3 separate regions of the Homo sapiens genome follow, and all the other regions are linked to region 2. The links are chromatin contacts, found by Hi-C or POLR2A ChIA-PET in ENCODE. All regions are on one chromosome and are shown on one strand. Each heading gives the region's core, a stretch centred on a gene start or an enhancer-like site at or near the end of the contact. The rest is flanking DNA. Distances are from core to core; before and after follow the strand shown.

The links. A loop is a pair of places that touch in the nucleus more often than their neighbours do. ChIA-PET counts read pairs that join two places held with the same protein, here RNA polymerase II (POLR2A). Pooled maps may share reads with other maps.
Region 1: a map of PC-9 shows a loop between it and region 2 (8-fold over the local background). The contact joins the promoter of LINC02874 here to the promoter of KRT5 in region 2. A Hi-C loop is called at or near these places in 1 of 168 maps with a recorded cell type or tissue (PC-9) and 1 of 50 pooled maps. POLR2A ChIA-PET finds 5 or more read pairs at or near these places in 2 of 52 experiments (MCF 10A and activated T-cell).
Region 3: POLR2A ChIA-PET joins it to region 2 with 10 read pairs in GM10248. The contact joins the enhancer-like site here to the promoter of KRT5 in region 2. POLR2A ChIA-PET finds 5 or more read pairs at or near these places in 3 of 52 experiments (GM10248, activated CD8-positive, alpha-beta memory T cell and naive thymus-derived CD4-positive, alpha-beta T cell).

The regions. Positions count from the first base shown.
Region 1 is chr12:52,211,288-52,215,043 of GRCh38, forward strand. LINC02874 (long intergenic non-protein coding RNA 2874) reads right to left here and starts at 2,296. Exons shown (of 3, transcript NR_164133.1): 1 at 2,229-2,296; 2 at 1,255-1,315. LINC00592 (long intergenic non-protein coding RNA 592) reads left to right here. Exons shown (of 5, transcript NR_027358.2): 2 at 757-869; 3 at 1,312-1,740. RefSeq lists an enhancer at 2,160-2,721.
Region 2 is chr12:52,519,144-52,522,728 of GRCh38, forward strand. KRT5 (keratin 5) reads right to left here and starts at 1,251. Exons shown (of 9, transcript NM_000424.4): 1 at 599-1,251; 2 at 1-17. The coding sequence starts at 1,153. RefSeq lists enhancers at 1-338, 3,158-3,585.
Region 3 is chr12:52,028,128-52,031,612 of GRCh38, forward strand. All of the region lies in intron 1 of LOC124902934 (a long non-coding RNA gene), which reads left to right. It also overlaps a transcript of NR4A1 not described here. Among named protein-coding and RNA genes, the nearest start is that of NR4A1, 22 kb to the right of the region's middle. Within about 2 kb of position 1,751, at least 7 of the 41 ENCODE cell types and tissues checked have a DNase peak (open chromatin) inside an H3K27ac peak, as active enhancers do.

The DNA of each region.
Region 1 (3,756 bases), core at 1,046-3,545, 310 kb before region 2:
TTTAACACCTACTAGGGGTTCACGGGTGTGCTGGGTGCAGAGGACAATCATTTGGCAAGGTTGGCTGGGCCCCTGCCTGCAGAGAGGTTACAGTTTAGAGGAGGATTCAGACAAGCACACAGAGGATACGCACCAGGAAGGGAGGAAGCCTGGGGGCTACGGGAGCCCTGAGGGGTGCACTTGGCCTCTCTAGAATGGCCGTGTGAAGTTTTGTAAGGGTGAGACATAGCTGGCCCTGTAGGCTGAGCCAGGGACATGCAAGCAGTTGTGTGTTTGGAAAGCAGACCAGGGTGTTAAGAGGGTCGTGTGGAGGTGATGGTAGGGGGTGACAGTGGCTGGAGATGAAGCCAGAAAAGTATGCGGGGCTCTTGAATGCTGACATGAGGAGTGAGCTTTCTGTTCCAAGGGAAGCTGGGAGCTGTTGAAGAGTTTTAAGCAGGAAGGGATGTGGTCAGATGCAGGGGCTGCAGTGCTATGGGAATGGGGAGGATTGCGAGGGGTCTGCCTTTGGGTTTCATGGAGCAAGGGAGTGATGGCAGGGGCATGCTCCTGCAGAGGGAGGAGGGGATGGGGTGTGTGGGTCTAGAGCAGGCAGTCTGAGGTGGGCCTGCCCAGGTGAGAGGGTGTGGGGACTCCATCAGGTCGGAGTTTGGAGCCCAGGGCAGGGCTGAGGGAGGGGGAAGGGTGAGGTGGAGGGCTGGACTGCAAGACCAGGCAGGGGAACCGCGGCTTCAGCTCTGCCAGCACTTCCCTTAGGCCTCCCAGGCTGGTCTGCTCCACTGGCCCTCAGAAAGACTTGTCGCCTCGCCGAGCCTCAGTGTTCTCATCTGAAGAATAGAGTGGGCAAGGCCTTTCTCCTACACACTCAGGTGTCTGATTAGTGAACAGTCACGGTGTCTCCAACTGGGCCCTGAGTTATGGGAGAGGCAAGCCCATGACCCACCAGGCCCCACCAAGAGCCGTGCCACAGCCTGAGGTGGGCTCTCGGTGTTGACCAGCTCTTGGAGTACTTCAGGAGGAGGTGGAGGGACTGGGGAGTTCTAGGAGTGTGTCCATGATAAAGAGCCGCAAACAAGATCCCAGGTCCAAGGCTGCCTCACCTCCCCTGTGACATGGGGTGCTCTCTCAGACCCTTCCAGCTCATTGGGCTTTTGAGCCACCCCTGCGTAGTGGGACCAGGGCCCCCAGGGCTGGGAGGACAGGGAATATGGGGTTGTAGCTTAGGCGTAATGGGGTGAGGACCCCAGGACTCACCCAGCTCTGAAGGTTGCCAGATCTTTGCATCTTACTGTTCATCTTCTGCCTCTGCAGAGCCCTGAATGGGAAGAAATGGGTTCCATGTGCAGCAAGCCAGGAGAGATTTAGGCAACGAGAACCTCCAGTTCTGTCTTAGGGTTCCCAGCTTTCTCCTTGTCCTGAGGGAGCCGCTGAGCCTGTGGGAGATGAGGGGTGCCCATTCCCCAGTGCTTCTCACCCTCCCCCACCTGCCCTCCTGGGGTACCTTTGTCTGCCACTTGCATCCTATTGGAAGCTGTCCCCAAGTGCGTGTTAGGCAGGTGGCAGGTGCTGGAGCAGAGTGCACCACCCTCCGGCGATCACTGTGAGTTGGGGTAAGAGTGGGGTGTTCCTGCCAGCCCCAGGAGAGGGGAAAGCAAGCCCCCGTCCACCCTTGTGGGTCTCTGCTCCTGGAAAAGGTGCTCTAGCAGGCTCATCTGTGTGAGTCACTGTCTTCCATGTGGGGTAAGTTGAGCCCTGCCTTTTGGATCTCAAAATCCAGGGATGCCGACATCCTGGGTCTGGAGAAGGGAGGAGGCACAGGGCAGCAGAGCCCTGGCCTGTCTTTCCTGACGGGGTATGGAGCTGGCAGGACAGGGAGGCTAGGTGGCTGGTGGTGCAGGGCGTGCCCATCCCTCTACCTCCTTCCTCACAGCCCTGCACTGCTCTGTCCCGGTCTGGCCCCTCTTCTCTCCTCACTTTTTCTTCTCTGCTTCTCTTCTCTCTCACTCCCCTCCTATCCTCAACCTTTTCGTCTCCCTCCCCGCAGTCCTTCCCTCTGCCTCCTTTATTTCTTCCTTAACCCCCTGCCCTTCCATTTCCCATCTCCTCCTCCACCCTCCAGTTCTATTCCATCCACTTGCCCCACCACAGACCCGCCTCCCTGAGTTCAAGCTGCCCATTCTTCCTTCTTGCAGCCCCTGCCCATCTGAGCAGCAGAGTTCATCCCATACCCTGCAGGGAGTCCAGCGCCACCATGATGTCCCTCTCTTCCCTCCTTGAGGCTGGCTGGGTCCAGCCTGAGCTGTGCCACCTGCTGGCTCAGGCCAGTGGGATTGTGCCTCAGGCAGGCTCCTGCCCTTCCAAGCCAAGGGCTTGGCTGCAGACCCGACAGCGGCTCCCAGAGGTGAGGCTGGGGATTGCAGCATCCTGCCAGCTGCAGTTCCCTCCCTGCTGTACTCTCGTTCCTGATGTCCTGAAGGTCCCGCTTACAAGTCTACTGGTGGGCATGAACGTGCGAATGCTGTGTGGACACCTGGGCATAGTCTGTTGTTCATGCATGCACGTGCGCATCTGGTGTGTGTGCATGATTTGAGTGTGTACCTTCTGCCTTGAGTGAGCACCACCCCTGGGAACCGCAGTGTATGTGTGAGTGCTGAGTGCACATGACTGTGCAGGTGTGTGATGGAATTCAGGCTCCTGCAGACTTTGCATATTTGTGAGTGTGTACATTTGGGAGCATGTGCGATAGCACAAAGTCATGTGTTTCCCTGAGTGCTTGGAGAAGCTTAAGTGCCCTGCCAAGTGTGTGCTTCTCTGTGCCTGGGGACACCAGTGGGCACCGGAATAGCATGAAGCCACGTGGACATGTGTGAGGTGGGAGGGGGCTGTGGGCACTTACACAAGGCTGCTTGTAGCATGCACCTGTGTGCCCAAGAGGGACTATCTGCCTGTGTGAGTTATGTGCACATGTGTGTATTCACTGCACGTGTGAGGGATATGAGACCATATCCCTGTGGCACCATAAAGGCACATGTGAGCAGTGAGCAGGGCCTGAGGAAAGCTGTCTGTGTCTGCATGAGGAGATGCATCCTCACAGGCCCAGGGTGTGGCTGTGCTGAAAGGGGACATATTTAGTGATTTATGAACTTTTAAGGAAAAGCCTCAGCCCCCATTCAGGCCCCAGACACAGTGACCCCCTGCCCCCACTGCCACATCACTCAGGCCTGACATCAGCCAGGCACCTGAAACCACAGGAATGAGAGGTGATCTCCTTGCTCCTGCCACCTCACCTGCTCACCCACTGCAGGGCTGATGCCAGGGGACAGCAAGGATGCCTCCCGAAGCACCTACTGGGTGCAGGAGTGTGCTGCCAAGACCATGCTGCAGTCCAGGCCAGAGACCCCTCTGCAGCCATGGAGGCCACGCTAGCCCCACCCGCTGGCTGAGAGAGGGTTGCAGGGAGTAGGGATACCTGTCTCTGCCTTGGTGGACTTGGGGTGCAAGTGCCCCCTTTCCCAGGCAAGCCTGACTCCTTCAGGAGAGCTGGTGGGCTTCCCAAAGTCTGCCCTCTGGGACTGACTGGCCATGAAGCAGAGGAGAGGAAGCCGTTGATAAATGTGGGATGGAGGAATGAATGAAGAAACGGTGAGGCTGGGTGAGGTGGCTCACACCTGTAATCCTAGAGCTTTGGGAAGTTGAGGCAGGAAGATTGCTTGAGTCCAGGAGTTGGAGACCAGCCTTGGCAACATAGTGAGACCC
Region 2 (3,585 bases), core at 1-2,500:
TGCTCCAGGAACCGCACCTGGAGGGGAGCAGGGTTTGAAGATAGAGAAACTTGGATTTCATGTTCTATGATCAACTCACTAAGGTGCCTCCCACCTCTTTCCGTCCCTCTAAAGCTTTTCTGTGCACTGTGCCTGGCCCTGGGCCCCAGGAGGGGAGGTGCAGACTGAGGCACCCAAACTCACTTTTCCAGGGGGAGATAGGACACCTATCCAGGGCACAGAAAGCACTAGGAGTGCTGCTTGGAGTGTGTCCCGGCTCAGGGGTGGCTGCAAAGGCACTCAGGCTGCTGCCCATGCACTTGTCTACCTTCCTGTACAGTCAGCCCCTTTATATATGGCATGAAATTCATCTCTCTGTCCAACAGTTGTTAAGAGGCCCTTGTGAGCTAACCTCTGAATGGGAAGAAATAATTCTCCCTTCCCAGCTGCCAGTCTAATTCAGAACGTGTCCACAAATCCAGGGCACAGAAACAAACGGAAACACAGAACTGTACAACTATAAAAGTATTTGCACAAAGCCAAAACATCTTCCTTCTTTCTCTCTCTTTGGCATTTATTTCAGACCCACAGTGATTTTTTACAAAAGATCGTAGCTCACCTTGTCGATGAAGGAGGCAAACTTATTGTTGAGGGTCTTGATCTGCTCGCGCTCCTCGGTCCTCACCCTCTGGATGCTGGGGTCGATTTGCAGGTTGAGGGGAGTCAGGAGACTCTGGTTGACAGTGACCTCTTGGATACCTCCAGGAGGGCAGACAGGAAAGCCAGGGCCACCGAAGCCACCTCCAAAGCCAGCTCCGCCACCGAGCCCAAAGCCACCACCAGCTCCACCGCCGAAACCAAATCCACTACCGGCACCACCTCCAAAGCCATAGCCGCCTCCAGCACCAGCACCAAACCGGTTCCTGAAGCTGCCACCACTAGTGCTGATGGATATCCTCTTGGAGCCCCCCAGGTTGTAGAGGCTCCGGCTGCCATAGCCACCCACTCCACAAGCACCCGCAAGGCTGACCCTGCCGAAGCCACCACCACCGCCACCCCCGGACCGGGACACGGAGGTGAAGCTGGTGCGGGAGACAGACGGGGTGATGGCAGAGGCGGTGCTGAAGCTACGACTGCCCCCGCTCCGGAAGGACACACTTGACTGGCGAGACATGGTGGCTTGTTCCTGGTGGAGCAAGAGAACCAGGCACTAGTGGGTTGGGAGGTGCTGGAGAGAACAGAGCTCAGCAGGACGCAGAAGGTGGCTCTGTTACCCAGGAACGGTGATGCCCCCTTTTTATCCCTTCCAGAACTGGGCTGGGCGAGAGAGCTGTCGAGCTGTGAATGATTAAGTGGGCTGGGCATGCCTGGGGGGCAGCTGTGAGCTCACCGGTCACACCTGCACAGTGGTGTGGGGTGCAAACGCTTTCTTCCTGGCAGGCTCTGCTCAGTTAGAAATAACCTTGCCTTGCAGCACTGATCTCTTGGCAGCAAGTTGGTGACGCTGCTAGCAAGTATGTCTTCACCATAGAGGCTGGGGGCTGTGAGCAGCCCAAAAAGGATGCCAGGAACTGAGGGGGCATTGGCATGGCCAGTGTCCTGGGGACTCTTACAGGACCAGGAGTATTGACAACCATCCCAGTACGGTACATGCTGAGCACCTGCCCTTCCAGCTTGGGGAAGCTGTCCATCAGCGGGGGGCAAACGATTCCCCAGTGATCTGCTCTTACACTTTTCCAGGCAGCAGGTTGCTGCAGGGTTTTCCCCTCTGGGAAAGGCAATCTGTAGCCTTATATTCTTGGTTATGTGCTAGAGGGAAAATAGAGTTTCATCCTTTTCTGCACAATTTTTTTCTTAGGGAAGGCACAGCTATCCCAGAGCCCACTGGGCAGATCTGCCTGCAAGGTTTAGGCCAGAGAATGTGGGAAGCCCTCAGCGCCCCCTATAAACCACTTTGACCTCTTTAAGGCCAGGTTTATCCTTCCATAGCTCCTCCTAACTCAGCATTTTTTCTGCCCTTTGACCTTTTCCTTGCTCTTTGGCCTGGGCAGGACTCTGTGGGGGGTTTAGGAAACCCGGGGATCCCATGCAATCCCTTAAAAAAAAACCCTGAGACTCATGGGCTATAGCGTCTCTCTTTGGGGGTAGCTACTCTGCCGGTTCCCCAGCCCCCCAGGTGTGTTCCAGCAAGCTCTATTCCACTAGGGAAGAAATGAGTCATCGTATGTGTTGATACAGGCTGAAGGCCGCCACAAACACATACCTGCAGGAGCTTCTAATCTCATCAGGAACATGTTGAGAGTCTGACGGCCTGTTATAACGGCGAACCACCCTGTTCCAAGCAGCGGGACTTGCTCTGCTTTCTCTATGCTGTAGCCCACAGCCTCCTTCAGGGCCAAGGCAATGGAAAACGGGATTCTAAGTCTATGGATTGTCCTGCCAGAAAGGCTAGCCAGAGCAGGCCTGTGGGCCCAGGCAGCTGGCATGACAATCTGCCAGCTGCTTTAGGGAGGGCCCTTTGAGATCCCCTCTGCAAAACTTGTCTGGGGGGTTGTGGCACCAGGTGGAGGAAAGGGGGTTTCTGATGAGGTTTTAACACACGTCTGTTCTAAACCACACCCACTCTTTTTGGCAGCAGATCTGAGTGGGGCCACCTCTCTGCCGTCCCCCAAATAGAAGCAGGGCTCTCAGGCAGGACAGTGCTTGGGCTGTTCAGAGTTTCGGGGGCGCCCTGTGGCCCGAGGCTGGAGGTAGGAATGCAATGGGGATGGCTTCAAAGCCTCAGGGAGGAGGGGCTATATTCTCAAGAGTAGAAGAACAGGACCAGACCCAGGCTCAGGAATCTCTCACCAGGGCCTGCGGTTGGCCACAAGGAAGCCAAGGCAGTGGGAAAATGACTCCCTGGTGCTGAGGATCAGCTGAAACAGTGACTTCTCACCAGAGGGCTGCGATGAGCAAGCAGCTGACAGGTCAATCTCGGCAGACAGACCAATGGCCGGAGCCGGTCTTACAGGTCTTGAGCAAAATGGTTTGGGTGGCCTCCCTGGCTGGAGCATTTCTGAGACCCTCAGAGATGAATTGTGCTGAGCTCACCATTTTCACATTTGGTTGCTTTCTGGAGAACAGATGTGAGTGTCCTGGAGGCCTGAGACATACCAGGGGACCCTCGGCTCCTGATAGAACAGAACAGATCCAAGCCTGAAGCAAGTGTCTGAGGACTCGTAGTGGGATGCTCCTGCTCCACTCAAAGATCGATATCGGGGTATATCCCCACCACCACATACACTCACAGGTCCCGGGTACAGACCTCACTGCCCTCAGGGAAGCCCCACCCCTCCTGAGACACTGGGACATTCTCTTCTCCCCATTCATTCTCCTCCCAGCTGTGTTGTGAAGAAAGAGGACTTGGCAGAGCAGGAATGCGTTCTGGCTAGTCTGAGGATTGCTAGAGTGTGCCAAGCTCAGATCCATGTGCCAGGGACCAACGGTGAGTGTGTGGTGCTCCATGGGAGCAGGGAGCATGTGGGTGCTCCATGGGAGAAGCAGCAGCACTCTTCTATCCGAGCTTCGTGGGAATCCTCCCATGAGCAGGCAGGGCAGCCCCTC
Region 3 (3,485 bases), core at 501-3,000, 490 kb before region 2:
GGAGGTTGAGGCTGCAGTGAGCCAAGATTGTGCCACTACACTCCAGTCTGGGTGACAAAGTGAGACCCTGTCTCCAAAAAAAAAAAAAAAAAAAAAAAAAAAGAAGAGAGAAGTATGAATGATTATGGCCATGCCAATTCTGTGCCTTTAAGATACCTGCTTAAGGGGCCGGGAGCAGTGGCTCACGCCTGTAATCCCAGCACTTTGGGAGGCTGATGCAGGCAGATCATGAGGTCAAGTGATCGAGACCATCCTGGCCAACATAGTGAAACCCCGTCTTTACTAAAAATACAAAAATTAGCTGGGCGTGGTGGCTCATGCCTGTAGTCCCAGCAACTTGGGAGGCTGAGGCAGGAGACTTGCTTGAACCCAGGAGGCGGAGGTTGCAGTGAGCTGAGATTGAGCCACTGCACTCCAGCCTCGTGACAGAGCAAGACTCCGTCTCAAACAAAACAAAAAAACAAAAAAGATACCTGCTTAAAAGACAAAAAGACCAGGCCAGGCGCGGTAGCTCATGCCTGTAATCCCAGCACTTTGGGAGGCCGAGGTGGGTGGATTACGAGGTCAGGAGTTCAAGACCAGCCTGGCCAAGATGGTGAAACCCCGTCTCTACTAAAAATACAAAAATTAGCTGGGCGTGGTGGTGGGCGCTTGTAATCCCAGCTACTTGGGAGGCTGAAGCAGAGAATTACTTGAACCCGGGAAGCGGAGGTTGCAGTGAGCCAAGATGGTGCCACTGCACTCCAGCCTGGGTGACAAAGCGAGACTCCATTTTAAAAAACAAAAACAAAAACAAAAACAAAAAGACCAAAATTCAACTTCTCCCTAAAAATATTAATGCTTTAAGTGAAATTATCTCTCTAGTATTCCCCAAATCCTTTAGTGGAATAGGCATAATAGGCACTCCCAGGGAGCTAGGACCTGTTTACTCTGATTCCAGGACCTTCTGACAGGTGGGAAGCCCCCAGCTGGAGAAGTGTGGGACATTTTCTAAAAGAGCAGTGGAAAGTGAGTGAGTTGCCCCATCTGCCTGACCACAGATTGCCTGTCCAATGACAGGAGGGACGCATACATGCACACACACTCCACCTCTCTCCTTGGTGCTCAGATGTGGGGGCAGAATTCCCCTCCAAACGCCTGCAGCAGCATTCCCTGAAGACCCTGCCTGTGCCCAGACCCTGCCCATGACTTTGCACCCTCCTTGTGTGCCTGTGGGTCCTGCAGTTCTGAGCCCATGGCCAAGGCACAGGGGAAACAGGCCCCTAATGTACTCCAGAGACGGCCGGTGTGGTGGCCCACACCTGTAATCCAACATTTTGGGAGGCTGAGGTGGGTGGATTGCTTGAGCTCAGGAGTTTGAGACCAGCCTGGGCAACAGAGTGAAACCCCGTCTCTACAAAACATACAAAAATTAGCCAGGCATGGTGGCATACACCTGTAGTCCCAGCTACTTGGGAGGCAAAAGTGGGAGGATCACTTGAGCCAGGGAGGCTGAGGCTGCAATGAGCTATGGTTGCATCACTGCATTCAAGCCTGGGCAACAGAATGAGACCCTGTCTCAAAAAACAAAAACCACACACACACAAGACAGAACACCAGAGAGCTAAGGAATACCTACCCCTCTGCCATATAAACCTGTGTGGGGAAGGGCTTGGCTTCCTTCAGTTCCCTCCCGCCTGCCTCATGTCTCTCCAGGCACTCTCCCTTGAGGGTTGTCACCGGTAACCAGAGCTGGCTCCCCTGGTGAGAGCAGGAGCAGCGTTACTTAGCAACAGGCACAGCACACAAAATCCAGCTAATCTGGGCTGCCCCAGTGGCCAGCCCTCCTACAGCCCTCAGGGCGGTGGCTGCTGGCCAGCAGCACACCCCTAGAAGTGGACACTTATAAACTTCTGCATCTTTCTACCCCAGCAAACCCTAAGTTCCAGCTTGGGCAAGAAGGACTCTTGCACACAAAGGCACAAAGACATGGGCAGGGTGTGGGCACAGGCAAGGTCTTCAGGGAATGCTGCTGCAGGGGCATTTTCTCCGCCCTCCCTGTCCCTCTCCCCTTCCTTAGGCCCTGTCTCCCTTCACAGTATCTACAGAACTCTCTGAGGCGGGGGTCCCAGCTCTGCAGCAAGCCATGAAATGAAGGGCAAATCCCTTCACCTCTGGGTAGCTCAACTTCTCTGGGAAGCAATAACATAGCAGCTCAGTGTAAGGACTTTGAGGCCACACTGGTCTGGATGCAAATCCATGCTCTGCTACTTCTCAGCTGTGTGACACTGGACATGTTTACTTAACCTTTTATTTATTTTTTATTTTGTATTATTTTTTGAGACGGAGTCTTGCTCTGCTGCCCAGGTTGGAGTGTAGTGGTGCAATCTTCGCTAACTGCAACCTCCACCTCTCAGGTTCAAGTGGTTCTCCTGCCTCAGCCTCCTGAGTAGCTGGGATTACAGGCATAGGCCACCATGCTGGGCTAATTTTTGTATTTTTAGTAGAGACGGGGTTTCATTATGTTGGCCAGTCTGGTCTCGAACTCCTGACCTCATGTGATCCGCCTGCCTTGGCCTCCCAAAGTGCTGGGATTACAGGCGCGAGCCACCACACCTGGCCTACTTAACCTTTTAGAGCCTCAGTTTCCTCAATACTAAAATAGTGCCCACCTTAGATGGCTGCTGAAAGAAGAGACAAAGGAAAAAAGTCATCGGCACAGAGTCTGGCACAAGGGCCTGTGGATTGGGCTGAGTGCTCCTCTCGCGCATCCCCAGCTCTGTCCCCCTTAGTCACTGGCCTCCAGCCACTTGCCTTACTCTGCTGCTCTAACAAGCTGGCACTCTTTCATTACTGTTTCCTCTCCCTGCAACTTATCCCTTTCCCCTAACTCTCCACCGACAAACTCCCCTCAGTTTATTTATTTTGAGATAGGGTCTCACTCTGTCGCCCAGGCTGGAGTGCAGTGGTGCTGTCACAGCTCGCTACAGCCTCAGACTCCTGGGCTCAAGTGATTCTCTCACCTCCGCCCTGAAGTAGCTGGGACCATAGTCCCGTAACACCAAGCAGGCTATTTTTTAATTATTATTATTACTTTTAGTAGAAACAAAGTCTCCCTTACGTTGCCCAGGCTGGTCTCAAACTCCTGAGCTCAAATGATCCTCCCATCTCGGCCTCCCAAAGTGCTGAGATTACAGGCATGAGCCTCCAGTGGTGCCCAGCCTTCCCTCAGTTTAAAAGCTACTTCCCGCCAGGCACAGTGGCTCACGCCTGTAATCTCAACACTTTGGGAGGCCGAGGCGGGCAGATCACATGAGGTCAGGAGTGTGAGACCAGCCTGGCCCACATGGTGAAACCCCATCTCTACTAAAAATACAAAAATTAGCCAGGTTTGGTGGCATGCGCCTGTAATCCCAGCTACTCATGAGGCTGAGGTAGGAGAATGGCTTGAACCTGGGAGGCAGAGGTTGCAGTGAGCCGAGATCATGCTACTGCACTCCAGCCTG